6 separate regions of the Mus musculus genome follow, and all the other regions are linked to region 4. The links are chromatin loops, found by intact Hi-C in ENCODE. Cell type or tissue: heart. All regions are shown on one strand. Region 1 has its middle 97 kb from the start of Gm46748. Region 2 overlaps Gm39857 (a long non-coding RNA gene). Region 3 overlaps 2600014E21Rik (a long non-coding RNA gene). Region 4 overlaps Gm50595. Region 5 overlaps 2600014E21Rik (a long non-coding RNA gene). Region 6 overlaps Gm50595.

Region 1 (5,000 bases), 620 kb before region 4:
ACCTACTTTGCAATACTATGGTTCTCACTAGTGTACATTTCTGTTGGACTGGAGAGAAACCGGGGGAAAGGCTGTTAACGTCTCCCTTGAAATTGGACTACATGGCCATGAGAACCCAAAGTTCAGCACACGAGTGGAACTTCCTGGTGGACTTTACATATTTGTGGTGATCTGAGGAAATGGCTCCCACCTCGGGCAGTGATCAGCCCTGGTCACTCTCTGAGGCCAGCTGGCAGCTCTTCCCCCATGCCATCTCTGCAACAGGAGAAGGCTCAATGAGTGGGTGAGAGCACGGTGGGAAGAAGCGATAAACTGGGGGTGAGAGGGGGGAGGAGAGGAGGAAGGAAGGGGCTAACCTACTCCCCTGCTGTTGTCCAGAGCCTGGTCCATCTGAGCCTCCCCATTACCATTTCCTTGTTCCCTGAGTCTGTCAAGGGCAGACTTTATAGCTTCCTCTTGCACACATTAAAGAATGTTGGCTCTAGAGGTGGAATATTGAACTTGGAGCTCTGTAAACCTTGCAAATTTCAGTCCATAACCGATTTTCTAATAGCGCACTTAATCTTCGCTTTTCTTTCACCCCCTCCCCAGATCGATATTGATCATCAAATGCTTCTGTGTCTCTCAAGAAAGGGTTGAACTTGCTTCTTGCTTGACCTCACGTGGGGGACGGGTTGAGAAGATTTTGTTCTTAGGATACCACAGACTAAGCCCTTACATAAAACGTCTCTAAATGAGACTGTAGCGAGTATCACCATCTTCCAACCGGATCCACACAGAGCTAACCCTCCAAAGACCTGGTCCAGACCATAACCCTATGAAGTAGATTCTGCTAGAATTATCCTGAGACGGAGAAATAGGGCTGAGGGTGAGCAAACTGGTTCAGCAAGGTTTAGGAGGGCGGGGATACTTGAATTCTGGTGCGCACTGCTTCTATAAGTGGGTGTTGAGAGTCAGTCAGTATATGCACACCCCGCCATCTTCTCTCACTACCAACTTTTGTTGAGCATCTAATATGTACCAGCGACATTTAATATACTAGCTGAATTTGGATACTGCTATTACTTGTATACAGAGAGAGAGAGAGAGAGAGAGAGAGAGAGAGAGAGAGAGAGAGAGAGAGAGAAGGGGGATACTGCATGGTGAAGTATTTGGATTTAAGCTTCAGACTTCCTGGGTTCAAATTCTGATTCTGTCTCAGTTTATCACTGTGTGATCAAGTGGGAGAGTAGGGGCCCCTGATAAGGCTCAGAGGACTTAATATTTTCAGAGTGCCCAGGACAGTGAGAGAAACCACTGGGATTTTATGAGAGCTTGATTAATAATTCAATTAGCTTTCCAAATGTTCCTGAAATGGTAAAGAGTGAAGCCTTGTGGGCAGCAAGAGCTAGCTATGCAATAACCAACCCAGCAAGAAAATCTTTACAAGAAAATGAAAAAAAAAAAAACCCAACCTATCAAATTAAAAAAAAAATCCATAACAAGTTTTAAATGAGAACGCTGCCCAAATGTGTCTACTGAGCTGCGAAGCATACATGAGGCAATGAGCTAAACTGTCTAATTGTATCTGAAAGAAAAAAATACATAAGTTATTTAAAATATTTAGTTAGGTGTAGTTGTGCCTGCCTGTAATCCAAGTATTGGGGAGTCTGAGGCAAGAGATTACAATAAAGCCACTTGAGTCTCAACTTATGATTCTGGGTTTGAAGGCACCATTCTGTATGTTCCTAAATTATTTGTTTTCAAGATGTTTTAGGTCTGTATAAAATGGGGCTAATTGTTTTGGATTATGAGTGGGCTACTGTTTCAATTATTTATTCACAGGCTGGAGAAAATAGGGTCCTTTTCACACATACCCACACTGTCAGTAACACCGTTCATCCTTGAGAAGTTAAGTGACAGAGGGTCACTTTAATATTGATGCCTATGTGCACACCCATGCACACAGTTGGCTCAGGCTTTTATGAGACGGTCTAAGAATTCCTTGTGCCGTTTCAGCCGGCTGCGAAAGCAGGCAAGACCATCTTTTAACTTTTGTGGGCATGTATTCAACCTTCTTCACAAACCTACATTTAATTTCATTGACTTGTCTATTTTTTCTTCAGATTTTGCTTTTAATCCTTGCCACAAGAGCTGCCTCCCATCAAAATGTTCATTTTCATTAGGGATGGGAGGAAGATTTCTCCGAGGGGAGTGTCTGCTTTGAAGGAAGAAGCAGAGGGTTAGAGAATTCAAAATGCCAATTATGTGTAAGGTCGGCTGGTGAGGAGCAACGCTATAAAGGCCACGGAGTTTACTGCAAAAGGGTGCCCCCTGCTGGAGGCTCCTTCAATTGCGTCAGCTCAGCTCAGTTCATAACCTAAAGCAGCTGCCTTTCCCAGTGCCAACTCAGATTCTCTGCAGATGTTTCCTTATGACCCATCCACATGTTTGCTAAATATCATCTGTTAATTCCCCCCAAACATCCTGGATCTAGTTCTTTTATGTGTAACTCGACTTAAGGTCTTAAAATAGATGACAGCAAAAACATTTAAAAAATATATCTCACAGGTACAATTGTCTTGAATATCATCAGCACACTAACTCCGTAGTTGGACTCCAGTCTTAAAGGGCATTCCAGCTATTTTACGACAAACGGAGGTAAGGCATGTGCCCATTGTCCCTAGTCTTTAGCTTTTGATCATAGGATTTCAATGAATCACCATCAGTAGGAAGAGAGAGAAGTCTCAACTATCTATCTATCTATCTATCTATCTATCTATCTATCTATCTATCTATCTATCTATCTATCTATCTATCTATCGTGTGTGTGTGTGTGTGTGTGTGAGTGTGCATGCATGTGTATAGATATATGTGGCCTCAGACACCCTCTGTCTATCCCCCAGGAAGGTGCCCCCCCCACCCCAAGCAAGACTTCCATGCAACTGGATAGAGAGGCAAAATTGCTGTTGTCAGCGTCCCTTTGTGGGTGAAGGCTAACTGCCCTCTGCTGCTAGCCGGTGCAGGCTTCATTTGATAAGGAAATTCACACTCTTCCAAGGACTGTTTGCCATGTAAAATGAGGTTCTTGGATAGGAAAAAAAATTTTCTTACTGCAAAAAGAAAGATTTCTTCCTGGTAAAATAGTTGGGGTTTTTTTTTGGGGGGGGGGGAAACGGTGTAGCCCCCCCATCAAATCACACACCAGGATTCCCCTTGGAAAGAGGATCGGTTGCCATGGTAACCAAACCTTCAGCAGTTTCCCTCAAGACAGTGGAGACTGGAAGGAAATCAGGAGATGGCGGAAGTCTACCGAAGAGGCCCCAGGTCCTCACCACACCCACTGGTTCCTAGTAGCATTAGGGAAGCGGCCTAGGGACCAGCTGTGGCTTTGCTCCGGGATACTAGGAGCAGGCAGCTGGGCTGGGATCCCTTTGTGCTAAGGGAGGTCTGCCGAAGACAAGCAGCCTCTGATTACAGGATGTTTCATCAGAGCAGCTGCAAGCCATCGGCTCCTGACTCAGTGCCTTTCTGAGGGTCCACCCTAAGGAACTTCCCAGGACGCACTTACTGAACTTGACTGGGAAGGCTAGACTACTGTCAGAGTTCTTTTAAAGGGGAAGGTAGACCAAAACGCCATTGTGTTTTTTCGAAAAAACCTTCCTCCGTTGGGCTAGGCAGGCGCTTTCCTCAGCCCGGCACTGTCACCTTCGGGAAATCAGCCGAAATCTGCGGACGGGGTGGGGTGGGGGCATCCCACAAGTACTACATAAGAAACTCTAGGTAGGACCAACTCACTGGTGTTTTGGCAAACTTTCTGGGTTTTTTTGATGCACACCAAAGTCTGAGAATCACAAAAGTGATGAGAAATCTGTAATTTAGTTTTACTAGGACACATGAGAGGAATAACAAGGGCTGAAATGGCCACCCCAGCGCCTTCATCCTCCTGAGACCAAAAGCAGGTTCTTGATGCTTACTGCCTGTTGCCTTCCTCCTCTTCCGGGAGTTACCACGCCTTTAGTGTCTTGTTGAATCCGGACAGACAGGGATACTGTTTGAATCGACAATATCAGCTTATGGAGGGCTACAGTTTGCTTAATGGTTGGCTTTATTGTGGACTCTCTGTGTCCAAAGCTCGCTATAGACACTGATTGCCTCTCTAGAGAGCTTTCTAATGTCCTATAAGGGATCCAAGCCAGTACTGAGAAGAGAAGGTGGCTTTAACTTCACAGAAAACCGTTGTGAGATGCCATGGGATTTTGCCCCGAGTATTGTAGTGTGGATACTCATCTCCCAAAAGAGGGCTGCTTTGTCATTATGCACAGTTTGAAAAGTGCTAGGCACGGCTTCCTTGGAGTATAAGGACTTCAATAACACCCACCATCAGTGGAGGTTGAATATCTACTGAACATATCTAATATACTAGTACTTTTATTGACTCTTACCACAACCCTACAGCATACATAGTTTCATTTAACAGTAAGAATTAAGAGACGATGTTGATGAGAAGTAACTCATCCAAATTCCTAAAGCTAGGGCATGTCGTCTTCAGAATCAGAACTCCCGATGGTCTACTTTCAGGAACCATGGATAACTACAGCCTCCCTTATATCCTCCTGTATGAGCCACCTCCTTCCTAGACCGGCAGAAGTCACTTTGTTTTGGTGCTGGGACTTGAACCCAGGGCTTATATAAGCTAGACAGAAACTCTAGCATTGAGTTGTGCCCACAATCTGGCTCCTTCCTCTTTGTTAATATTGCTGTTGATAATTTGTGGACGTTTGCATTGGTGTCTTATTTCATCTTCACAGTCGCCCTTTGAGGGAGGTAGTGCTGTCAAGATCTCTCTGTTGCAGAAGAGGAAACCGAGGCTCTAAATAGACAAGTAGCCTGTCTGAAGCCCCATAGTTAGCAATACGGCTGAGCCAACATCCAGACCAGGAAGAACATTCATATTTAATGGACTCGATTCTGCCACTTAGCATGTGGTGGCGTGTATCCAAATCTGTGGTTATCAGGTT
Region 2 (5,000 bases), 230 kb before region 4:
CTTCAGGAAGGAAGTTACCCCCAGCCAAGGGATAAATTTTGCGATCACCTAACAAGTAAATAGCAAAACTTAACAACAAAAAACAAGAACAAGAAATAAAGTCTGGGGAGTGGGATGCTGGACAACAACCGGTTTATACTGGGCTCAGTGACTCCCTTTGGTTCTTGATCTTTGTTCCCTGGATCCCCAGGAGAACCAACTGCTAAGTTTGATGATGTCCATGAACCTTCTGTAGCCCAAATAGTTTGAACATTGCATGTTCATACATATTCATGTTTTCATGGGTTCAACTGTATAGCTTTTGTGATGCTCTCAATGATGCTGGTCTAGATAAGGCTTAAAACCACTTTTTAAAAAGATGATTGCCTTGAGCTGCTCCGTTCTGACTTTTCCAATAGGGACCATTTGGTAACACTGTCTCCAGATAAACGATCTCCAAATGAACTCTACCAACTGCCACAAAGGAAGAAAAAGAAGATGCAATTTTCCTCTATGATGGGCAGAGCCGCTAGGATACTTCATCAGCCTTCACAGAAACAGCTCTTTTATGAATCTGAGTTTGGCTAGTTTCACTAAAATAATGAAGTGAATATGTAAAACCCCAAACTATAAGGTGTCTAAAACAAAAAGAAAATGTTGTATGACGTTGAGCAGGGCCGGGTGGGTATATATACATACATATGTGTAGTTGTACTTGTGCACATGTGTGAGTGTAGCACAGACAAAAAAAGCAAACTACAGACACACTAAATTGGATCAAACTAAAGAGCGTCTACTTACAAAAGAAGCAACCAAGAGACAATGAGCAACTTGGGACAAAGTACTGGAACTATCTATCTGACAAGGGACATATGAGGGAGTCATACAGATCAACAGGCAGAACAGGGCACAGCAAGATGTGCAACAACATTTGCTACCCTTCCCTCGCTGTCCACATTCAAGACATGGCAGGTATTTGATTTGATATTCAACAACTCAAGATGTGGAAGCAGAAAAGAGAGACTACCTGGGAGGAGAAGTGGGTGAACAGGAGGGAGTGGGGGGGGGGGGGGTAAAGGAGGAAGATAAGTAGGAAAATAGTATAACAGAATAAATGGGAGAAACGCCCCAATAAAACCCACCACTGCAGTAACTCAGAACTAATAGTTAAATAGAAACAAGATCACTTAGGTATTGCTGGGAAACACTGCCATTTAGCTGTACCCCTAGTGACTTTAAATCCTTATGCTCTACTCTAGTTACCATGGAAGTGAATACCTAGTGGTGTTTTTTTTCCCTGAAACTTGGTGTATTGACCCAAACTATATAAAGCAATTATGTGGTTATTAAGCAGATGAGTCCCAAGAGACATTTCTAGCATCGAGGGAAACAGACTGTGCACACCAAGGTAAAAGCAACCTTTGGAAAGGTTTCCCTGGGCTGGGTGTAGGTGGTGGGTGGCTTCCAGGGAAGGAGAGTCAAACCCCTCTGAAAGGAGGCTGAGAAACACCTCAGGCTTCCACAGTTGGGTGAGTCCCTGGAAGTAAGGCCTGACTGCCCCCTTCCTGTGCCAACTGTGCAACTTTCCAATACCAGGAATAGATAGTTGCCTCTACAACAGCCAGGGCCTGGCTGTAAATGAAAGAACTCTGTGTTGACAACCCTGAAAAGCCACAAAAGAAGAAAGAAAAACATCAAAGTCAAGGTTGTTTGGAAAGGGAGGACAAACCTTGATGTTCTAACAGCCTTTGTCTCTTGACTTCTGGAAGGCCCTCGCTGGAGTTGAGACCTCCTTCCTTACCCTGTAAAGGGGTCATCGTGAGCCACAAGCCTAGACTTCCCCTGCCATTACTCACTCCTCCTTCTGCACCTTCAACTAAACAGACCTGCCCTCTCCTGTCCAATGTCAACTTGTCCGTCCCCTAAGCTCTGATCACAGGCACAGCCATTCCCCATCTCTGCTTGCATGTCTGGGTCTCTTCTCCTTGACCTTATAAACAAGCCGTTGACCCATTTTCAAACAGGGAGCTCTCAGAAGTCACCAGGGAAGGGAGAGGAACAACAGCAGGCCTGTCACCAGGACGAACTGGCCAAGTAGCGGTGACCACAGAGGCCTCCGCCAAGAACAGGAGAAGCCTTAAAACCCTAGAGAGAATGCTCCATCTTTTAAAACAGCTTTTTCTGTTCTGTTTTCTGGATACTGGATCCATTTTCATGTTTTCCTACTTCAGTCTGGCAGAAGTTATCTGGCAAATGATGTTGGGACTTTCCTTTGTTTTTGTGGTACTGAGGAATCAAATCCAGAGTCCGGTGCTTGAAGGAAGGGACTGTGCTCTCCAGCACAGTTATTTTGGTGCAGAACGTTGTAGAGGCTAGATTTGTAGCCTATCATTCATGTAATTAGTCAAAACAATAAAATTGCTCTTCAGATATGCTTAAAAGGATCTCAAGGGTCATAGTGGTCGTAGTTTGAGAGAAATGAACAGGATCTTGGCAGCCAGCATTTTTTTAGTTTTGGTTTTGTTTTGTTTTAAGAGAGTCAATTTGCTTAAGATCATCTCTGGATACACTTTGAGGAGAAGTTGGAAAAGCCAAAGAATCATGGTTCACAGGAGCTGAACAGTGAGAGAGTTAAGCTTGCTCTCCCAAGGAAAGATGAAAGGAAAATCAAAGCGGACCAGAATCCCAGAAGGCAGCAAGAGGCAGATGTTCAGAGACAAAGTGACTGAAGGAAGCACATGAGGCAATGTGTATAGTTAGAGGGAATGACTCCAAAAGAGACACATAACTCAGCTTAGAGCAGTGGTTCTCAGCCTGTGGGCTGTGACCCCTTTGTGGTTTTCTACTGACCCTTTCATAGAGGCTGCCTAAGACCATCAGAAAACACATGCATATTTACATTATGATTCATAACAGTAGCAAAACTACAGCTATGGAGTGCCAACGAAGTAATTTTATGATTGGCCATCACCACATGAGGAACTATATTAAAGGGTTGAAGTATTAAAAACAGTTGAAAACCACTGGCTTAGAGCTATAAATTTTGGGTCATGTAAAATACACCTGTGTCTACAGAAGGCTCAGGTGAAGTGTATTGAACACAGGACCTGGAAAGCCTTTCTCTGAGTCAAAAGTCAAAGGAAGGGTCACACCCCCTAATGTATGTACACTGTCATCATCACTGGATGCAGAGTGGATCTTCTACAATGGACGGACAAATGGACTCAAAGAGAGAAGTCAGAAGTGTCCATGTGAACGCACATCTTCTCCTCTGCCCACATGGCCCACCTCAGGAATACATAGAACTTCCGGAAAAAACTGCAAGTACTGGCCAAAACCCATCCCTAGAGATAGGAGGAGCCTAGGTAACACCTGAGTTAGCTCTCCTAAGTTGCTGTCTATGCATAAGATGAAATGACAACCTTACAGAAGGATGCACCATTTATTTTCAAGTTAGCCATAACTGCTGTGTCTTACCTATGTGTTGTCTCTACTTGTGAGATATCTTTAGAAGGTTTGAAATGTACCTTCAGAGACTGGACATGCAAGTTAGCATCAGTGTGTGATCATGTAGATGTATTCATGATAAAAGTAGCCGGATATATTTTCATTGGGCTCTTATTATTATTGGAAGCACGCCCAGCTTTGTTCTAGATCTGTTATCTCAATCTTCTCCATCTTCACAGAGATGAGAGGATACCACAGTGGGAGTATTATGTTCTGAAGGCGAGGAACTGAAGAACACATAAGGAGCTCAAACAGCAGAGGTGGGGTTTGGATCCAGTCCCCATGCCCCACAATAGTGACACCTTTCCTTGGCACTAATCTGTTATCTCAATTACTACTGCTGAGGGGGTCACCTAGACTAGAGACTGGGCATCCGCTTTACTAAGATCTCTTAGGAGCAGCAGGTCTGAATGGTTAAAGAGACAGCCTCAAAAGCAGAGTGACTAGCTTCAAAGGCCTGCTCTGTCATTGGCCAGCTCTGGTCAAGTTATTTAACTTCTCTGGTACCAATTTCTCATCCACAAATAGGAAATAATAAAAACTAGTTATAAATAACTCATTGTATTTTGGATCTTGTTTTACTTTAAAATTAAGCAGTTCTACAATAATCCTTAATCACACACACACACACACACACAAATCAGCAAAGTATCAGAGATTCTAATGTAGAAGTACATAAAAAGAATAGTATGTCACAACAAAATTTGTCTATCTAGGCTCACTCAACATTCCAAACTGAATTAAAATAAGTCAGTGTTTGTCTTGGTTACTTTTCTATTATTGTTTTTAAAAAATACCATGACTAAATTAACTTATAAATGAAAGCATTTGATGGGAGGGTTGGCGTCTATGCTGGTGGAGCAAAGGCATGGAGTCAGGAGAAGCAGAGCGCTCACGTCTTGGCCCTCAATCAGGAGGCAGCGAAAGGAAATTGGGAATGGGGCAAGTCTTTTAAAACTTCAAGCTCATAACCAGTGACACACATAGCCCCTAACAAGACCATACCACCTAAACCTTTTCTAACAGTTCCAGCAACTGGAGACTAAGTATTCAAATATATGAGCCTAGGGGAACCATTCAAACTACCACAGTGTATTAAGAGACATGAGGAAAACTGCATGCAAACAGAACACATAAAGGACTTTCAGAACTTAAAAATAAGAAGATGGATAAAGAAAACCTTACTCATTTTTGAAAAGATAAAGATGGTATTTGGGTGGCATATGAGTATTTGAAAAGATGTTTAACATAATTAGTTGTTGGACAAGGCGCATTAAAATGGCACTGAGCACCAGTGCACACCCATTCAAATGAATAAAGTTTCAAAACCTGATGTTGACTAAATTGCCACAGGTATCATCCTCCTGTTGCCTTCATTCCCCAAGTCCTTTTTATCACAAAGCCAGCAGCTTATCCAAACTCTCCTACAGAGGAGTTATTCTTGCCACAGAGGTATTTATGGTTATTCTGGAAAATATAAAGCCTTGATATAACAGCCTTTTGCTTATATTTAT
Region 3 (5,000 bases), 280 kb before region 4:
CTCCCTCCTCAAAAACCTCTATACCCAGTCTAACTGTTTTTGAAGTAGCTTACAGACATCATCTTTATATTTGTCTGCCTTTTCTAAGTTTTTCAAACTGAGGGCAAGAAACAGCCTTTGCCTTCCCATAGCAACTCTGGTGACAACAGTGAAATCCATAGCCACATAGCTTCTGGGACCCTGGAGGCGTGAATCTTATTCTATAGGATCCTCATCGAATCACCTTCTAGATGAAATATTTAGAGATGGAACTGTATGGCCGTTAACATCTCAAGAATTCCATCCAGATTTGTTCAGTCATTCTGGGAACAGCCTTGGTTAGTGACTGCTCGTAATGTCAACGCTTCTGAAAACTTTTTTATGGTCATTTTATTGTTTTTATATCAAAACTAAAACTTAAAGGAGCTTGAAAAGTAGGTTTTTAGATGATCACACAACGGCCTGGTTTCAGTTCTGTGCTTTTTACTTTATGTGCACAGAAATTAAGCAAAATCCATATTTGAACAAAGACTCTGGATACAAATGAGCCTTGGCTTCTGAGACTCCTCAGAGCAGTGACTAGCTGGAGTGTTTGAAATGCATTGGCCCTGGGAGGCGAAGAAGTTATAGCAAACAACATATGGGCCTTAAAATCTGGAACTACCCAAGACAGAACAAGAGAGTGATTCTCACTCTACTTATTCCTTATTTTTTCCCTCCCGAAGATAAATAACTTATAATCATATTTTATTCTCATCTTCAGAGAAATATCTTGAAAGAGCCAGGTTGGTCCAGACCTGCTGGCAAGCCTGCAGCCCCATCCACCGATTACCTAATACACTTGTGACATCTGCTTTCCTTGTTGTGAGAAAACACAGGGAGGAAGTGTGTAAGTCCACTGAATTGTTCCTGACTCCTCTATTCACCTTTCAGCATGCAAGTTCCTTCCCTTGGCGTTGATATCATTATGCATTTGTCAAAGATAGACTGTCACTTTAGGGCCTCTATTATGCACAAGAATTGGCAGCAAATTTTGCCACTGGGATTTGCTTATGTCCTCTGTATGTTATTGTACTTCCCTGGCATTCAGTAAATTCCGTACACCCACTCCTTTGATGTTCATTCCAGCCCCTAAATGTGGAAACAATGACTGAAATTTTGGATCAAAGCATCCCGTAGACGGCAGGCAGCATAGCTCTCTGATAATTCACTAGAACACAGAGTTCCATCCCTCCCCCCATCTAAAAATCTAGGCCAGTAGTCCCCCAAGCCCTCTGGCTTCCCCAGGCCAAAGGCACAAGAGGAAGTTAAAGAAAACAAGCTCAAAGTTGGAGTCAAAAGAAAGACACTGAACTACACAGCGCCATTGAAGCTCATGGTCATATGGAAGGCTGACTGCTGTACCATCTGTTAATCCATTTCTCTTCACTGCTTTAGCTGGGCAAGGTCTCCCCCCCCCCCCCCCCCAGCATTTGAACACTCTCCAGGTCCAATTTCTGTATAACGTCAGCTGCACAAAATGACCTATATTTGTCAAAATAAAATTTTAAGTCCCGAAGTGTCCATGGAGTATATAATGGTAAAACTAAAAAAATAAAAATAAAAATAAACTCAAGAACTAGCAAAATTTCAACAAGTGATTTTTGCAAACTGGAAGCTGCCTGGAGCATACATTTAGTTTGCTTTCCTCTGGGCAAAGCCAGAACAAACTATGACTTCATTGCCTTTATTTCACACCTCAAGTTTGACTCCATTAAGAACTAAAGCAGGTAGCTCCCTAAGACTGCTGGGAATCAGATGAGTGAACAGATAGGAAACTGTTGGAAGCTATTTGGGGGGTCGGGGAGGGCACCTTATAAATCCAGGGCGTCTATAGCTTAATTTTTGCCTTATTCCACTTGGAATTTAGAGTGTGCTCATTACAATCAATATATAATGTTGGAAACCATCATAAAAGGATAACTCTCCTTTTAAATATACTGAATTGTTTGAGGACCCTCATCTGGAAAGATGAGAATTCTCAGTGGAGAGGGACATTTGAGATTTGGACCAACTTCTCCAAAAGGGAAGACAGTCTACAAGTCTGACGGCATCTGTCCAGTCAAAAGGTAACCCCTAAAAATCTTCAAAACCCGATGCCGGGCTAAGTGGAAAGGTTTTCCACCAGATGTATGCAACAGTGCCATCCAGCGGCTATCGCAATAATTACAAGTGTATCTCATTTTTCAAATGTAACCTGTTTTATAATCATATATTCTTATTGTTTTAAAATTTAAAAATCGTTAATTTTAAAATTGAGGAGTATCTCTGATTCCCCTAATCCATCTGTTTCTGCAGGTGCAGAAGGGGTGATGCCTGACCTACACACCCGGCAATACCAGAAGTTTCACTACCTTCCGTTGGTAAACGCTTCAGGGAAGGCTCTGCAACCCTGAACGTGTTTTATTGTAGAACCTCACTAGGAAACTCATCAGTATTTATTAAAGATGAATTAAAAGAAGGAGGAAAAGGAAAAACGGGATAGTGAAGAGAATAGATGAATGAAAAAGAAGCAAAGGGAAGAGAGGAGGAAGGGACAAAGAGGGCAAGAAAAGAGAAAAGAGAGATGAGAGACCAGGACTTCCCACCTAACCTTACCAAACTTTTTCAGTTGAGCTTTTAATGGGATACTATTCCCAAGAGGAAATTCAAAAAGAAAACCACCTTGAAACATCCTTGCTTTTAATTGTACTCTTTCAACTGCCAGGAAATTAATTAGGTAAGACAAAAAGAAAATTTTCTACCTTAATAAAAAGAAGCCAACACCCAGGAACAACTGTCTTTGCTTGAGAACAGTGTTACGTGTACAAAGCTGCCTACAAAGTGTCTCCCGCCTGGCTCAGGCAAGAAACTGGGACAGAAGTCTGTGATGTTATACCAGCCTGGGAGTCGTGCATGGTCATGTCAGTGTCGAGTGCACCAGGCGACACAGGGACATGCCAGGCACCGCTCCTCCAGAGAGACTTGCCAGGTATACATGTTACCTCTCTCCCTTAGGCTTCACAGACTCGGCGGCCTTCCTCCAACCACCTGTCTCCTTAGGAAGTTTGAGAGAACTTTCTCCTCTGTGATACAAACAGTAACCAAACAAAGCAGTAAACAATCCAGTGTGGAAAGCACATACTAAAGCTAAGATTTAATGTCACTGAAATAAAATCATAACAACAAAAAACTCCAAGTACCCTTTCTTTGCATAATGTATTTCAGGTGTCCAGCTACAGAGGCCAAGCCTGTGATTTACATCAAGCAAAGAGTCCTGGGAGAAAGAGGAGGAAAGACCGCCTTTGCCTGGGACAAGATTCCTATTTGTGTCAAGGAGAGTTAGGGACGAGATGGTTGAGGCAGAGCAGCTGACTGCAGTCTTTATCCAGTTTGCATTGCTTTGGGGAAAGCCTTTTAACTGCAAGCCGGATTGTCCAGATGCTGGGCTGTCCGGATGCTGGATGGTCCAGATGCTTTGTCGTGGTTGTTCCCTCTGAGTTTCCTCTGCCTTCTGGCTCCTCTTAGTCACCTTCACAACAGGGCTTTATCAGGACTCTAGAGCATCGGGCAAGCTCAGGTCTCACCTCTCCTTTTAATTCTGCAGGAGTCTATGCCATGTACTCCAGCCCTGCATAGAATGAGTTCTGGAGTTCACCTGGAGCCCACGGAGAGTGGATGTGGAACTTTTCTGTAGAACATAGGAGCCGTCTGTACCGGCACAGCTTCAGCCAGCAATAAGCATTACCAGCTCCTGCCAGAGGAGCAAGAGGCAGGTACAAACAGTTGGTTTCTTCTCTACTTAAGGAAAAAAGAGAAAAGAAAAAAAAAAACCAGACCTGTTTTGCAAAGTTTTCTTTGGTGCGTTAGGATATGAGAAGAATGGGGAGGGAGAAGGAAGAAAGGAAGGAGGAGGAAGGTGAGGAGGAGGAGGAGAGGAAGAGGAGGAGGAGGAAGAAGAAGAAGAAGAAGAAGAAGAAGAAGAAGAAGAAGAAGAAGAAGAAGAAGAAGAAGAAGAAGAAGAAGAAGCTGCAAATTCAGTCACATGGCATGCATATCCTCTCCTCGACCACACATTTTATTACAGTATATAATCCAATAATCCAGTTAATTTCTTTGGAGAGATGTTATATATACAGGTGACATTTGGATGGAATCACAGGCTGTAAACCTGTCCACTCCTATCGGGGTTTAGAATACAGAGGAAGAACCTGTTTTACAGGCTTCCTAGAATTTTTACATGGTCAATTGCCTTGCTTTTGTATTCTGGAACGTATCAGAGCATCCGCATGAATATATACTTTTGCATATGCTTATATATGTACATATATATATACACACATATACATATATATATATATACACACACATATACATACATTCTATAAAATGGTGGCAGGGTTTCTGATTTACTGAAAAGGCTGGTTTGAATTCCCCCCAAAATGTTTGGCTATAGGACATTGTATTAAGCGTATTCTTAAAGGTAAATAACTGCAGCCAATAAAAGTTGGGCCCATAAAGGGTCCCATCTTCTCCCAGTTTTCTGCACTGAGAATTACTACCAGTGTAATCATGGCTCCCTGCACACTAATATTTCCTCTGATACAGTATGATCAATGTTGTGGAAAAACATTTATTATATTTCTTCTAGCTACTTAAAGGCATTACTGAATTATGGGCATCGCAAAACGAATCCACTGTGCATTTTTTCTTTATGTGACGTTTTTACAATCTTCATTTTCTGCTTTGCAGCCACTGAGCTATAGAGATCCACACTCCGTCCCTCGTACAACTGCCGCTGTGACCACCTTCTCCTTTCTGCTTTATTACGTCTGAGAAGCATTTCATATGATAACCTTCCCTTTCACTCTGGCCTGGACCCTTATTGAAAAGGAAGAAGCAGTGGAAGAGATCAGACAAGCAGTGTTGTTCGAGACACTTCCTAATTCCCTTAACAAGGGTTATGAAGTTTCGGCTGGGAAAAAGGACAAGGGGCAGAGACA
Region 4 (5,000 bases):
CTGGTGTGGTAGCTCACAACTGTCCAGAACTTCAGCTCCAGGGGACCTAATGTCCTCTTCTGGCCTCTTTGGGGACCGGGCACACATGTGGTGTACATACATATCCGCAGACAAAACACTTACATGCATAAAATAAATAAATCTTTTTTTACAAATAAGTATTCCTTGACAGCTACAAGGAGGAAATATATTGCACCCACTCGTAACATTCTGGTGGGAAATGAGGCACATTAAATGAAGAAAACTACGTCTATGAAAACAAAATGCGCTCAAAATGCTCAAAATGAACAAAAGAAGTAGCTTAGCCTCAAGACTTTCCATGCTTAGGACGGCTACATTTAACAAAAAGTACATACACAACCAGACGTGCGGGGCTAGAGGTGCGCTTCAGTGACAGGGTTCATAGGTTTGGTCCTCAGACACTAAAAACAAAAGACATTTTAAAATCCCCAATAATACTTTTGCACAAATACTAAAAGAAAAACACACACAAGGAGGGAAGGAAAGCTATAGCTATACCCAATAACCAATGCCTAGTGGCTATACTACTTAATTCAGTAATATATACTTAATTCAGAAATTAAGCAAATCTGAACAACTATTTGGCCACCCAGGGAAAGAAGTTCACTATTTTCATATAATTTTTTTAGACAGGGTTTCACAATGTAGCCTGGCTGTCCTGGAACTCACTATGTAGAATCACAGAGATTTGCCTGCCTCTGCCTCTGAATGCTGGGGTTAAAGGCATATGCTACCATGCCCAATACACACACACACACACACACACACACACACATTTTTAAAGGCAAGGTCTGAAATACAGTGGTACATACTAGAAATATATATATATATATTTTTTTTTTTTTTTTTTGAGACAGGATTTCTCTGTATAGCCCTGGCTGTCCTGGAACTCACTTTGTAGACAAGGCTGACCTCAAACTCAGAAATCCGCCTGCCTCTGCCTCCCGAGTGCTGGGATTAAAGGCGTGTGCCACCACGCCCCAAGGAATATTTTCGATTAATTGTTTTAATCAGTGGTTCTTAACCTGTGAGTGGGAACCCCTTGGCAAACTTCTATCTCCAAAAATACTTACATTACAATTCATAACAGTAGCAAAATTACAGCTATGCAGTAGCAATGAAAATAATTTTAGGGTTGGGATCGTCACAACATGAGGAACTGTATTAAAGGGTCACAGCATTAGGAAGGCTGAAAAACACTGGTTTTAATGAACACATACCCTGGTATATAAATCACCTCACCTCACCTGTGTCCTAGGCAGAACCCACAGGAGAAGACATGTCTCCTGTCCCATCCCATGGCCCAGGTAGTATAATACTGAAGGCCAGTTCCCCAGCATCTCAAGGGTTAAATTCTTTGTTGTACCTAATTTTGAAAAACTAAAGCAACCTGCTTAGGCTGGTTCAGCAAGGGAACCAACCGTTTCATAATGAGGCTTGGCCTCGCCTGTCCCAGTAGAATTAATTTTGTGCAGTAGAACACCTAGATAAATTAGTTTTGCTTTAAATATTGAGTCCTAAAAGAGTTAAAAGAGGGAGAATATCAATCAATAATTTTTACATTAACTACTTTGTATATGACAAAACAAAATTAACTTTGGCATTATAACCCCTTCATCTGGCATTTCTGACTGGCCCTGAGTTTTGAATAAAGAATTAGACGTCTTAAAAACCAACCGACATGTGTTCTCTTGGCCCACAATACTAACTCACTGTGGGTTTGTAAGAGATGTAATGGCTACCTACCATACATTTTCCAAGATTGTAAACATAATTGCTACTTACTAAAGCAATCCTGTTCTGGAAAGAAGAATTCTGAAGATAAAGATAGGTTTCTGAAGGTTTTTGTTCTGTGTGTGTGTTGTGGTTGTTGTTGTTTTGTTTTGTATTGTTTTGTTTAATATTGAAGGTGTTTAGCTTTGAATTTAAGTGAAAATACTATCTTAGTGACTAATGTTAGATTTTTAAATAACATTTTAATTGGTTGGAGTTTTTCCCAATATCTACCCTTCCCTTTCATAAAACTGGCTTCTACTGAAACATCTTTATGGATTTAAAAGTGACAACAAATTTAAACTAAAACTCTAGTGTTTGAATGGTCTTTTCAGGTTAAATGCCTATCAAAATGTAAATAGATGATTTCTTCTCCAGCAAGATGAGATCGGGTTTTTAACCTGGCCAATTGCCCATATAAACAATCTTTAATATTATTTGGTCATCTTTTGGTAATTAAAATGGCATATCACAACCACTTTAAATTTATATCCATGTGACAAGAAAGTTATTTAAGGCGTAACTGTGGATAGAGGAAATGTCTCTTTAACAGATTCTTTCAGGAATGCATCTAACAGGAAGCAAAGGTTTTCAACGGCACATAAAAACAAGAAGCAGTTGAACAGCGCCACCCAGAGGTAAGAAGTATATTACATCCAGAGATGATATCGCGAACCTTACACTCACTCAGCCGTCCTTACAGCCACTTCCAGATGTTTCTCTAGTAATATATCAGACATTGCTGGCTCCTGGGTCTGTATTGAAATCTAACATTTTAGTAAGTAAAATTAAATGTTTTGCTGTAGAAAAGGTGCTTTATTTCTGCTTGTTAATTCCTGTCTTTTGAAACAATAAGCACAGGTTGAATAAGAGGCAACACGCCTTCCAGAAATGCAGATAGTTCACCCACCTTTCTTTAAGTAAACGAAATTATTAGGAAAGCCCATTTTAAAAGAATCACTCTGTCCCTACTCCACTATTTCCATACACCCCTAATTACTTTTCTGTCTGGGTTTGTTGAACTAATGCATATTTCTGAACCAAGATTATATACCATTGGAAGAGATCTTAAGAAATCCATTGAAAGCCTGCCATCAGCACCATAAAAAGAGGATTACATACATAAGAACCCTGGGCAAGTACAAAAAAAGGTACTTTTATTATTATTTTACAGGAACTATAAATTTGACTTTTAAAAAAATCTTATTTTGTGCTCAGGATATGGTGCAGGCAAAACACCAGACACACAAAGATACCTTTAAATTTTTTAAGAGTTATTTTGGCCGAAATCAAAATGAGCTTGCCGATCTGTAATTACAGAATCGGGGTACCCTTGAACCCAAGACAGAGATGCTGCTGCATTGAGCTACACTACAGGAAAAAGGCCTCGTGTTCCCCCACCGCCTTCAGCCAGCTCAGATAAACCAGCACAGGCAAGCTTTGCAGAAACGCGTAGAACCGGTCTCAGGGTTGCTCCTAAGCAGAGTTGTACGCGTGCGTGCGGGGTAACCCAGGGCTTTGGAGGCCCTGCGTGCGGGGTCTGTAACTGCGTTGCCATAGCTATCTGTCACGCGTTCCTGTCAAGACTCCCGGCTGCTGCTTTCTAATCGCCTGAGAAGCAGCCTTCCTGTGACAAGAATCAGGCTCCTCCGTTCTGATCTGCATCTTTAGCCTAACAATGAGAAATGGGTTTCCATAAACTTAAAAGAGGCAAAGAAATGATGCCAAAGCCATTACTTGCTGCTTCGGATTGGAAGGAAGACACCTGTCCCTTTTTAGACCAGTAATAAAGGATAAAACTATGACAAAGCCGTCAGCGTTTCATCTGGAAAATAAAGGGAATCAGCTGGCGCTCTCCTAAAGAAAAACAAAATGCCTTCCCCTCCCACTCTGAAATCTGCATCAGAATCTAGCCTCGATTTCACGTTGTGCTCAACCTTACAACATGAGAGAAAATTATACTGTCATGAAAACCAGTGCAGAAGGATCTCGTTCTTTTTAATGCTCCCCTCGTGTCTTTATCCCTTTCCTCTAAATAGCCATGGCATTGTCCACCTCAGTGTTTTGGTTTGAAGCCGCTTCAGGGGCTTCTGGTTTTGCAGCCTGCGGTTTGAGGTTGATCAGGCTGCAAGCTGCAGCTGTGGGAACCCCAGGCTTAAGGCATTTGGAGTTGGTCTTGGGCAAGCTGCCTCACCAGGGATAGCACAGCGCTCCCTAGCCTGGTTTAGAAAACCCACAGCATTACAGCGAAGGCCCATGCGCGCCACCTAGTGGACACGATCTGCCTGGGGTGTCATCAAGACATGGTGGGTTATATAAAAATCTGCAACCCCTATAGTTCGCCAATAAATACACTTTTCTTCATACTATAGTCAAACCGACGAGGAAGGGGACATATTTTAAAAGAAAGTGTCAAATGCATTAACTCACAAAAGCTTCAAGACTGTCTTTTCAAATATAAATATTATTCAGCCCTTCCTTTGGGGCTCAGGAAACCCGGAGGGGAAGAGGAGGCAAAAAGAGCCAGAGGGGTGGAAGATACCAAGGAAACAAGACTTTTAAACACAACAGGACTGGTGCACATATGAACTCCCAGAGATGGAGGTAGCACGCGGGGCGGGGCGGGGGGGGGGGGGTGTCCTGCACCAGATGCAGATGAAAGGAGGAGAGGACACACTCCACAGTGCTAATCCAGAAACTCTCTCCAATCTATAACCACTTGGAAATGAAAATTTTGTTTTCTCCAAGGAAGTCTCACTGGAGAAACAAACCACTCTTAAGGGCAGGCTGCAGTGCCCAACAGGAGAGGCCGACTGAAAAGGAACCCAGTGGTGACTTTAAGGTTCCTTGTCTCCTAACTCCTTACGTCAGAGCTTTTTTATTAAAATAAATAAATAAATACACCGGGTAGTGGTGGTGCAAGAAAAAGTTACTGTTATTTTATTACAATTAGTTTTACTTTATAGGTTTTGTGTATACACCATGGATTCCAGGTTTGCGGTTTTATGGGTGTGCCAAGAAGTGAGTCTCTTTGTCTGCAGCTGATTCTTGTGCCTTTTCTTGAGTTCTTGTGCCTTCTGTTTGTTTGTTTTGTTAGATTCTGATTTGTTTTTGTTTTATCTCATTATATTTTATTATTATCCCTTAGAAGCCTGTTTGTTTTCTAAGGAAAGACAGAAAGGGAGTGGACCTCAGTGGGAGGGGAG
Region 5 (5,000 bases), 440 kb before region 4:
TCGCGCACCCTCCCACCCACCCACCCACAAACAGGAACACAGTCGGTCAGAACATTTAAACAAAACAAACCCGTTTACGCCACTGCCTAGCAGCCTTTGAAAATAGCAGCCTGATTCTGAGATTGAAGAATAGAATCCTCTCCAGGGCAGATCTGGTGGGCACAGTGCATTAACTGCCTGTGCCACCATTTTCTTGTGTGCTAGCGGACCGAAGATGGTGAGGCTGCATCTGTTGTATAAGGGCTCATGCATTGAACTTCCCCGTTACAGAACCAGTTTGTACACCAGCAGGAGAGCCAAATTTCTCAGGCCACGGGGGCGCTCAAACAAAGCACACACGCACAGATCTTCTACTCACTGCTTAGCAGATGCGTGAGCAAAATTCAAAGGTGTTGAGCACAAGGAAAGCAAAATTCCTGTAGGGAAAAAAAAATTTTTTTTAATGCAATGGAAACGGCGCGTCAGTGAGAAATGGAGCTCTATGACGATACCAAATGAGTCTGTCATTAATAGACCTTCCTGCCTCGTGGTTCATAATCGCCCTTAAGAAACGGACCCAAGGCAGAGGTGGCACAGAGTATTTCATTGTGAATAAGCAACCTTTCCAGGGCAAGGTTGGCCATTGGAAGCTAGCTCAGGTAAACTCATTCCACAGTCCTTTCCACAAGCGAATTGAGGTTCTGATTTAAAACAATATATCATTGCCTTTTGTTTATGTTTTGATTAATTTCTTTAAAATACCATTATGAGATAATGTACCTTCGTCAATAGCATTTAGCTCAGATTAACTGTTTTAACAGGACCAAAGCCATGATGGTCTCAGACTGCCCCTAACTAGATCTTCAATTGAAGAGAAAAGAACTTGACTGGAAGAAGAGCTGACTCTCTCCTACTGACAGCTGCTCCACCACTCTCTTTTGTCTAAGGAAAAACATTTTCTTTTCTATGAGGTTTAGGCTTTTAAGACAGGAAAAAAAATCTAAAGCAGAAATTTGATTTTTTTTTCCTTTTGAGTGCAGGTGCCAAACATCTACAAGTATAAAATGATAGCGCTGTGTAAAGCAGACTTGCTGGGACACTGTTTATGGCACACACAACAGCTATTTGGATATGGAATTGTAAATAGGAAAATGTGTGATGCTCTTAAATCTAGTAGCAAGAGGAGTCTTGAAGCAAGGTTTATTATACCAATGCTTGAAAAGCTCTAGCTTTTTTTTTTATCTCAGTACGTTAAATTTTTGTGTTTGCAACAGTATTTTAGCTCTGGAGCTATTTATCTGGAAGCATCTTTTGGGGGTGGGGGGAATGGACAGATGTCCATAAACAAAGGGCGCCACCTGGTGGTGAAGAAGCGGTAAGAAATGTTGATTTCCGGATATTGCTTCAAAGACAAACAGATGGAAAGGCTGTCGTGTGTGTGTGTGTGTGTGTGTGTGTGTGTGTGTGTGTGTGTGTGTAAGAAAATGCATTATTCATCAAATTTGGAACTTGGATTCAAACGTAGTTCTAGTTTTCCAGCTAATACTATCTGACATTTATTTCCTATTCAATCCTTCAAAATTTACATTGCAAATATTTTATTCTCAATACATATATCTGAACAGATAAAAATATGACCACAACACATTAAGAACAATCTGAAGCAAAGTGCCCACATCATCTAGGCACCTTACTTTCAAGTTGAATGACCTCCCAGACAAATTTAAACAAAGGATGCATTTGCTGCAATTCGAGGTTGTCTCAGGGTGGCTTTGTGGCTCACCTAGTCGGAGAGCTGCAAAAGGAATGTGGTACACAGCTTAGTCACCACAGGGAAGAAGTGGCTTCAGACCCATGACTAAGAAGCAGGAAAATGTTCATTTGAAAATGTCATCTGTAGCTGAGGCGTTGAGGAATTTAAATCTAAGTATCGCGACTCTTCCGCCGCCTCAAACTCTAAAATTAGTCCAGGAATTACATATATCAGATGCTATGCAAAATGTAAAATAGGTTTGCCATTTATGGCTCTCTACGTAAGGTGTAGATTAAATCTTCAGCCTCCAATAAAATTGTATTTCTGTAATAAAACTGCTGCACCTTGACTCACGACTACATTGAATTCCAAATTAAACACCCCATTTACTGTACTGTAACAAGAAAAAGGGTTTGCTACACTGAACAATATTACAGATAGGGAAAATGTCTTGCATTTCACCTTACCACCAACATAGAGCTCACCTAAACAGGCCCATTCCCCACCCCTTTTATGAAATATAAAACATAGGAAAAAAGGAAATGTGTAGGCTTTGTCTTTCATTGCTAAAATTTATATTCCTTCCTAAATGAGCTAAATCAGCCTAAGTGGTGAGGCCTCAAAACAAGTCAATCAAGTAGGGTATTTACTGCAAAATGTCCTACTACATTTCCCAGATAACTCAGGCTTCTAAGCAGAAACATCTGGTATGCTAAAGGCTAGGTACATTTCCTTATGCATTATATATAATGCAGGCACTTTCCCCATAACATACACGCGCCATTCACTCTGCCATACACACAAGGCTGCAGAATCCACGGACGTCTCAAACTCAGGAATTATGGTCTAGTTAATCTCACTCAACATCGATTTTGAAGACTGAAACCTGATGTTTATTTTAGACAGCCCAATAGGGCAATTTTTCTTGCTACCATCCTGTGACCTAGCCATCACTGACTTCTGACATTTGGAGAGAGGTATCACTAGAAAGAGAAACCACAGATGGTGAGAACAGAGAGCCAGCTAAGCTGAGGCTGCTTCCTCTCAACCTCTGAATGGCAGTCATTAGGTCGAGGAACTGAGGGTCTGCTTCTGGTCCTTCTCCCATCTTGGGAAAGCGCCCTCTAGTGGACTGAGGCAGAAGTGTTCTCTCTGGATGTCACACCCAGGTCTTCACTGCATAAATACAGTCCCTTCCCCCGTGTCAGTCAGACATTATTAACCTTCAAGCAAGACACAGAGAGATGGATGTTGATCACGAAGGGATTCCTAATCGAGTTTAATGATGTAGTACACATCTGCTAAAAATGCTAATTGGTATGTTTCATTTGATAGGTGAAGGCAGGAACGGTCATAGATTTAATGGTTCTGGTGGGAAGAAGTTGTTACCAAGAATTCTGAAGTTAATATGAGGGAAAAGTTAGAGGTCTCTGTGTGACAGGAAGGTAATTTTGGGCTTCAGACATTGGAAATTTGAGCCTTAGTGTTGGCTCAGCTCATGGAAAGAGAATTCCAGTCGGGAAGGACTCACTCACAGCCGGAGTTAAGGTTTCCTGTCATCAATGTGTGTCTACTCGGAGGGATCCAGAGGCCTGTATCGTTGTGGCACTGAGCATTGACCTTTTTGGTAGCTTCAGCCTTCCATGCTTCCTTTAATGGCTCATTGTCACTTTTTGCCAACATGTAAAAAAAATCACGGGAAGAATAATTCAAATATTTAGCTCAGAATCAAGAGAAAGACTTTTTTTTTTAATTTCCTCAATTGCACTGTCATTGATGCATGAAGTCATTAGCTGTACCATGGTGGAAGTAAGGTCCACTTTATTGTCCCCACAGCCCTGAAACAATGGCATCTGAAGTTCTGTTGTCTGCTCTGGTGTTTGGCTGCTTGACCTGGGGTCCTTATGGGGCAGATAGCCACATAGCAGTGGATGATGTTGGACATATGAACAATGTCTTCAGGATACACTTGGAGTTGGCTTTGATTTCTCTAAACTCTGGGACTCCATCTAGACTTGTTCTAGAAGGTCATGTTGTTGCCTCGTTCTGACTTGGGAAGCATTCTTCTGCCGTGGAGCTTACTACTTGAGGGTGAGCCATGAGAACTTTCTTAGAGTTTCTGTAGTGTACATATTTAGCCTACATTTAGAAAATTTCTAAATACAAATGATCACAAATGTCTCCTAAGGAGCTGAGCTTAGGTAGATACTATTGGTTTGACTGTACCATCCCAGGCTCTGAATACAAATGGCTCTTGTCATCAGATTTTTTTTTACAGACTTCTATAAAATGGATCCTGTGTAGAGGAAATAAAAATGATTCCTAGTGCTAATATGAGATATGATATCAGTGACCAGCATTATTTTCCCATCAATAATGATAATTATACTAATTAGTCCAGGCATCACACCTGTGCACAGCTCTTATCCTTATTTTACAGATGAAGTAGCCGAGACACCAAAGGTTAACTGCTTGCCCAGAGCTATATAGCAACTCGGATAGCAGCACATTCCACAAAGCCACGTTGGCTGGACCACTACACATTCTTGCCTCCTTGGCAATGCAACAATTATGCCTCTCTTCCAAGAAGGCAAACTACTCACTGCTTATCTCACAGGAGGTTGGTGTTGATGGGAAGCAGAGCAGAGAGGTCGCCTGTTATTGGTTTGAAATTGCAACATCCTCATATTCCTACCGTTGTCTCCACTTTATAGGTTAAAGTTACATCGGATAGCACAAAGTTCCACACAGACACTCTGAGCAGAGTCAGGAGGCACCCTTGCAAAGCAGGACACTGCCGAGGTGGGGCAGATTCTAGTATATCCCGAGTTTGAAAGGAGAGTCAACCTTGAGAGGTAGGACATTCTATTCTTGAGTCACAGAAGAGTATGGGGGGTCTCCTCCCCACCCATTTAAATACTTCAGCTAGAATTGCAAGAATGTATTAAGAGGCAGGTTTGTATGCATGTGTTCAGAGAATAGTGTGGAGAATTTATCCTTTGGGATTAAAAAAAAGGCAGCAACAACAAACTTGAGAACAGCTGGTTCTGATACAGTCTGATAAGAACGTAAACAGGAAAATATCTTTGTTGACTTTTTTGTTGGTAATCAGTAAGGATTAGTTATTGTCTAGAGATGAATTCCAGATTTCATAAGCCTGGCTGTGAACAGCGCCTACAAAATGAAAGTAAATATCCGACATGGGTGAGGAATGGAGGGGGACTTGGGAGGAACCCTCCTGGTTAACATTCTTCTTGCTTGATTGAAA
Region 6 (5,000 bases), 120 kb before region 4:
TGGCACACGCAACAGCAGAGTTTGCTTAGCCACAGAGAATGAAATCACACTGTTGCAGGGAAAGAGGTGGAACCAGAAATTATCCAGAGCAAACTTGGCCTGACATAGAATAAATAGCATTGTCTCTAATATGTGGACTCTGAAAAGAAAAGAAATAAACAGACACGTCCTGAAAATAAAAGTCTGACATTTGTGGAATGGTCATGGTGGGGATAGGATGGGTTAAGGAGAGTGAGAGTGGGGGGAGGAGACAAAGTATGAGACCAAGCAAAGCACACACACACACACACACACACACACACACACAGGAACCTCCCAGTGAGACCTAATGCTGGGTACAACTCATAGACCTAACGTTACTTAAAACGAAATAATGAGAAAGAGCTTTGCCCACTACATGAACTTCTTTTTTTTTAAGAAATAGTCTTATTAGAAACTAACATGGTTTCTTTACATCTTCTCAGACACTGAGAACAGTTCAGTTTCTCATTACTCCCTGAGGAGATCTGTTTCCTGGCTGAAAAAAGGAAGGCCCTCGATGCTGAAGGGCTGGGTCAAGGTCGCTCAGCTCGTTAGAGTCGGAATCTCTCCCTCCGTGGGAGCCTTGTGGATGTCCTCAGTCTAAATCCACACATGTACTCAGCCTGCCTTTCAGGCCAGCAACCATCGAGGCTACAGCCTAGAGTTAATGAAAGCAGCGACCCACCTCAGAATCATAGAGGGCTCCATTTTTACCACCTCCTGTGCAGAGGACATGTTCCGTTGACCTAGTGTGAAAAAGACAGCTGATGACCTGTTTGTTCCAAGACATGGATCTTGATCACAATTTGTTATATCTTAAGGTGTGTTGTAAATAACAGGTCCCGGCTTGTGCTGTGATGTTTGCCCTAGTACTACACATAACCAGCCTTCTAAACTTTCACAGTTTCCATGTATCTGTTGTTGTTGTTGTTCCTTCCTCTTTTCCTCCTCTTCTTCCGTTTTACTTACACCGTTTAATACCAGCTCTAATAAGAGGCAAACTACCATGCCCTACTTTTTCATTGGCAAATTTATTGAACAAATTTCTATTCTCTCATCCCTGTCACTTAGGAAATGTTTGCTTAAACTGGACCAAGGGCTGCTGGTATAGAAACCCACTTACTCTTCCCATTGGCCAACACTGACCAGTGAAATAATATTAAGCTCCTGTTAATCTTCCCAGTCATTCAGAAAAGACAAAACTCCGAAAACACAGTACTCTTAGCTGTGTTAAGAAAAACAACTTGGGGCTGGTGAGATGGCTCAGTGGGTAAGGGCACCCGACTGCTCTTCCGAAGGTCCGAAGTTCAAATCCCAGCAATCACATGGTGGCTCACAACCACCCGTAATGAGATCTGATGCCCTCTTCTGGTGTATCTGAAGACAACTACAGTGTACTTACATATAATAAATAAATCTTTAAAATAAAAAAGAAAAGAAAAACAGCTTAAATAGAAGAGGAAAAAAATGTCACCCAAGTTGGATATTCTAGTTCTCAGTTATGAAAGCTGTATATCTCCCACTGCAAGAAGTCTCACGTCTGAAGGGAAATGGAGGAGGCATCTGCTGTGTGGCCATGTGCTCTTTCACCCAGTGGCATTTCCCGGCATCCCCAGCCACCAGGGAGTTTCAAGGTAGCTCTAGTTTTCCCGAGCTAATCAACTAAAAGCAGCTAACTACCCAACAGGCTTTGCGGTGCAGGCTGAGGCTGGCTCTTCTCAAGGAGGACAGGCAGGCTGTAGCCTTTAAAAATGGATTTCAGTGAGAACTAAGGACAGTGATTTTCTTCTGGAATGGTCGGGCTCTTATTCCAGTACAGTTCTCAGTTAGCCATTTTTCTTGAACAAGAACCTGGAAAATCTGTCATTCTATAGCTCACAAAGACACCCGTAATCTGCTATCAGCATACAGTTTGATAAAAGAGCCATTTCCCCTTTCTCACAATCTTCTACTGGCAGGAACAAGAGCCCAGTGCGATCCAACGCCGAGCACATGGCATTTCTGGCTGTGATACAAAGGACTCCAACATCCTTCTGCATATTTGATGACCCTGGGGACCCTGCAGTGTAGCGCTGCTGTGGGAACATCTGAGGCCGCCAGCGGGCACAGCTGTCTTTGTCTTCCCACGCTGCTCAGAGCTGTGGTTGTGGGGAGCTGCAGAAACGGAAACGGGGTGCTGGTTGAGAAAAATCATAAGGCTCACCAGGGCCCACATTCCCCCACGAAATCAGTCTATCTGGTTCTGAGTTGCTGATTTCTGTTCACACCCCCACCCCGTATGTTGCCTATTGTGCCCCCGCATCTCTTCACCTCACTGAAGGCTGTGTCCCATAAAGAAAACCGGTCTCTCAGGGGAAGCACTGTGGCTTCTGGTGTGGGACTCTGCCCTAGAAGTGGTGGGGTTAGAGTGCTGCGGTTTCCTGGGATGTGATGAAAACAGGGTCCACACAGTGTTTACATGTCGTTCAGGAAGGGACCGGGGGCTTCTGAGAAGGAAAAGGCTTCGGACTGGCAGTGGTAATGTTCACCTTTAATCCCAGCACTCAGCAGACAGAGGCGGATGGATCTCTGTGAGTTTTGAGGCCAGCCAGATCTACATAGCAAATTCCAGGCCATTTAAACCTATATAGTGTGGCCCTGCCTCCTCCCTCCAAAAAGTAAAAAAAAAGAAAGGAGGAAGGGAGAGAGGGAGGGAGGGAGGGAGGGAGGGAGGGAGGGAGGGAGGGAGGGAGGGAGGGAGGGAGGGAGGGAGGGAGGGAGGGGAAGAAAATGAGAGAAGAAACCTGTTCATGTCTTGAAATAAGACATGTTTATCTGAGCAATGCTGAGTGCCCCCCTCACTGTAGTCTCCTACTTGATGCACTATTATAAGCTTGCCTTCAAACTACACGAGACAATTATTCTTAACTCTCTCTAAATACCAAAATAATCATGCACAAATCTTTTAAAAATGCAAAGGCAGCAGTGTGTGATAGCATGGGCTGGAATCCCAGCACACAGGAAGCTGATGCACGAAGAACACAAGTTCAAGGCCAGCTTCAGCTATAGAGCCAGACCATGCCTCAGACAGAAAAAAAAGAGAGAGATCGAGAGAGAGAGAATTTGCTGCTCAAATGCCAGCCCAAAAGGACTAGTTCAGAATCTTCAGCATTAGGGATCAGCAATTCTTACGCTGAAAGTCCCAGTGCCCAGCTGAGGTGGGAGTCCCTGGTTGGCAGCCACTGAGCGGGTGATTCACAAATGCCCAGTGGCTCCAGCAGCAAAGATTTTGAGAATTCCTCTCCCTGGACATGGTAGGACTCTGATTTCCTGAAGCATTTGCCCTTGTGAACATGTCTGACAATTGGTCTAAAGGCAGCCTGCTCAGTCCCACTAAGAGGACTTCCCATTTCTAGAGAGATCTTTTACCATTTTAAGAATAGGTGTATAGAGAGGAATTCGAGGGAGGAAAAAGAAAGGGGAAGTGAATTAATTATATTTTAATCTCTAAAATGGTTTTAAAAGAATAAGTAAATAACCAGGCAATGATGACATTCACCTTCATACCCAGGACTCAGGAGGCAGAAACAAGTGAATCTCTGAGTTCAAGGCCAGCCTGATCTACGGAGTGAGTTCCAGGACAGCCAGAGCTACTGAGAGAAACTCTTGTCTCAAAACAAACAAGCAAACAACAAAAATAGGTATATAAGAAAAGCAAGACGGGCCTTTGGGCCTCCATCATTTAAGTTGAATTGCACCAATGGTCAAAACATGACAATACAAAGTCATTCATTATTGATTCTAACTAAAGCCAAGCAATGGGCATGATTGACTCCATTGGAAGGATCCAAAATGATCAAGAAAGTAGTAGCAATGTGTGAGGTCAGGACATCACCCATTCACCCACTTACATGGCTAAGTTCATAGTAATTAAAGGGATGTATGGATACTAGATACTATCTATAATGTTTCCACATACACTTACTATCTGCATAAACAAATATGTGTCTTCAAATCATAAGGTTTCATAATTGAAATTATTCTCAGGAATGCAGGTCTAGAAAAATAATAAAACACATGGTCTCAGGTTTATAAAATGTTGGCATTACAACTTACTTTAAAGGAGTTTTTTTTTTTTTTTTGAGGTTTCAGCTAACATCTGGCAGTGAATATCAATGCTGACCAACTACCCACAGCTGGTATTAATAGGATAGAGAAATGTTATGTTTCCTGGTTAAAATGTCCAAGCCAAAAATGATTCTCGCAAGCAAACTGGGCTGCTAGAAATTCGACCTGATGGATTAGTCGGTTTCACTTTTCTATTTCCGGCCTATGAAGATGGATCCCGGGGCCAGCTTTCACAGGGAAACGTCTTATTTAAATGTTTAAAACCAGAGATGCCTACCTCTGGCTTCCGCCATCGAAATGTACGATATTTGGAGAGGACACTCCTTGGTCATCTCTAAATGCACCCACAGCAGCTAAGACAGGAAATCAAGACCTCAGACCTGGTATTCAAACTGGCTCTGATCTCACCGAGGCCTTATTGTTGTCCCAGCACTAGTGAGAAGAACAAAAAACTAAAGAACAATAGCCAAATCATTGTTCTCTCTAGTAATAAACCTTGTTTGCCATACATAGGCCAAATTCATATGGGATGCTAATGGTGCATCAGCCTTGAAGACGGGCCAGCTGTTTAGCCAAAAAGAGAAGAACTGAAGAGATAGGGTCTGCAGGATGTCAGCACACAGCACAGCTACAACATCAGAGCACCCCGGTCTCCTCTGTTTATGTGGCTTACCTCACTTTCCCAGAAAGAGAACTCTTTATAAGGAGTCGGGGTTCTTTCTTTGCCTGGATAGCGGGGCTGACCTTGAGCCGTGAGCATCACCTGGAATATAAATGCCTCACTGGCCTGGGGCGGAACCCTAAGGACTCTCCTCCTTACATAAATTTCTCTTCCCCTTCCTGAGCAATGAACTTCTACTGCAAGAAAAGCC

What was found. A loop is a pair of places that touch in the nucleus more often than their neighbours do. Peaks named below come from ENCODE experiments on the same cell type or tissue, not always from the same donor. Only the 100,000 strongest peaks of a DNase experiment are listed, where the experiment ranks them.
Region 1: it touches region 4 in a loop (5-fold over the local background); 8 of 42 quality-filtered maps call a loop at or near these places.
Region 2: it touches region 4 in a loop (2.4-fold over the local background); 2 of 42 quality-filtered maps call a loop at or near these places.
Region 3: a loop joins it to region 4, with 6 times the contacts of the local background. A loop is called at or near these places in 22 of 42 quality-filtered maps.
Region 5: it touches region 4 in a loop (4-fold over the local background); 17 of 42 quality-filtered maps call a loop at or near these places.
Region 6: a loop joins it to region 4, with 2.6 times the contacts of the local background. A loop is called at or near these places in 5 of 42 quality-filtered maps.

Annotation. Positions count from the first base shown.
Region 1 is chr2:74,962,231-74,967,230 of GRCm38, forward strand. No RefSeq gene overlaps it. Among named protein-coding and RNA genes, the nearest start is that of Gm46748, 97 kb to the right of the region's middle. In heart, a CTCF peak has its summit at 2,328 (motif pointing left); DNase peaks (open chromatin) are centred at 2,321 and 3,401; H3K27ac peaks cover 424 bases; H3K27me3 peaks cover 430 bases.
Region 2 is chr2:75,354,933-75,359,932 of GRCm38, forward strand. The region is part of intron 3 of Gm39857 (a long non-coding RNA gene); the gene reads right to left. Among named protein-coding and RNA genes, the nearest start is that of Gm32927, 2.6 kb to the right of the region's middle. In heart, no CTCF peak of the experiment used is centred here; a DNase peak (open chromatin) is centred at 2,059.
Region 3 is chr2:75,310,275-75,315,274 of GRCm38, forward strand. It overlaps 2600014E21Rik (a long non-coding RNA gene), which reads left to right. Exons shown (of 12, transcript XR_001783367.2): 9 at 743-868; 10 at 2,317-2,737; 11 at 3,605-3,773; 12 at 4,750-5,000. The region is part of intron 3 of Gm39857 (a long non-coding RNA gene); the gene reads right to left. Among named protein-coding and RNA genes, the nearest start is that of Gm34401, 27 kb to the left of the region's middle. In heart, a CTCF peak has its summit at 2,165 (motif pointing left); a DNase peak (open chromatin) is centred at 1,117; H3K27me3 peaks cover 1,069 bases.
Region 4 is chr2:75,586,357-75,591,356 of GRCm38, forward strand. The region is part of intron 2 of Gm50595; the gene reads right to left. Among named protein-coding and RNA genes, the nearest start is that of Gm39853, 25 kb to the right of the region's middle. In heart, CTCF peaks have their summits at 2,427 (motif pointing left) and 4,056 (motif pointing left); a DNase peak (open chromatin) is centred at 4,025; H3K4me3 peaks cover 988 bases; H3K27ac peaks cover 325 bases; H3K27me3 peaks cover 389 bases.
Region 5 is chr2:75,149,841-75,154,840 of GRCm38, forward strand. All of the region lies in intron 2 of 2600014E21Rik (a long non-coding RNA gene), which reads left to right. Among named protein-coding and RNA genes, the nearest start is that of Gm13652, 14 kb to the left of the region's middle. In heart, CTCF peaks have their summits at 1,333 (motif pointing left) and 2,862 (motif pointing left); no DNase peak of the experiment used is centred here; H3K4me3 peaks cover 310 bases.
Region 6 is chr2:75,468,450-75,473,449 of GRCm38, forward strand. It overlaps Gm50595, which reads right to left. Exons shown (of 7, transcript XM_017319380.1): 4 at 1,964-2,175; 5 at 707-767. Among named protein-coding and RNA genes, the nearest start is that of 9430019J16Rik, 27 kb to the left of the region's middle. In heart, no CTCF peak of the experiment used is centred here; a DNase peak (open chromatin) is centred at 2,072; H3K4me3 peaks cover 244 bases; H3K27ac peaks cover 1,038 bases.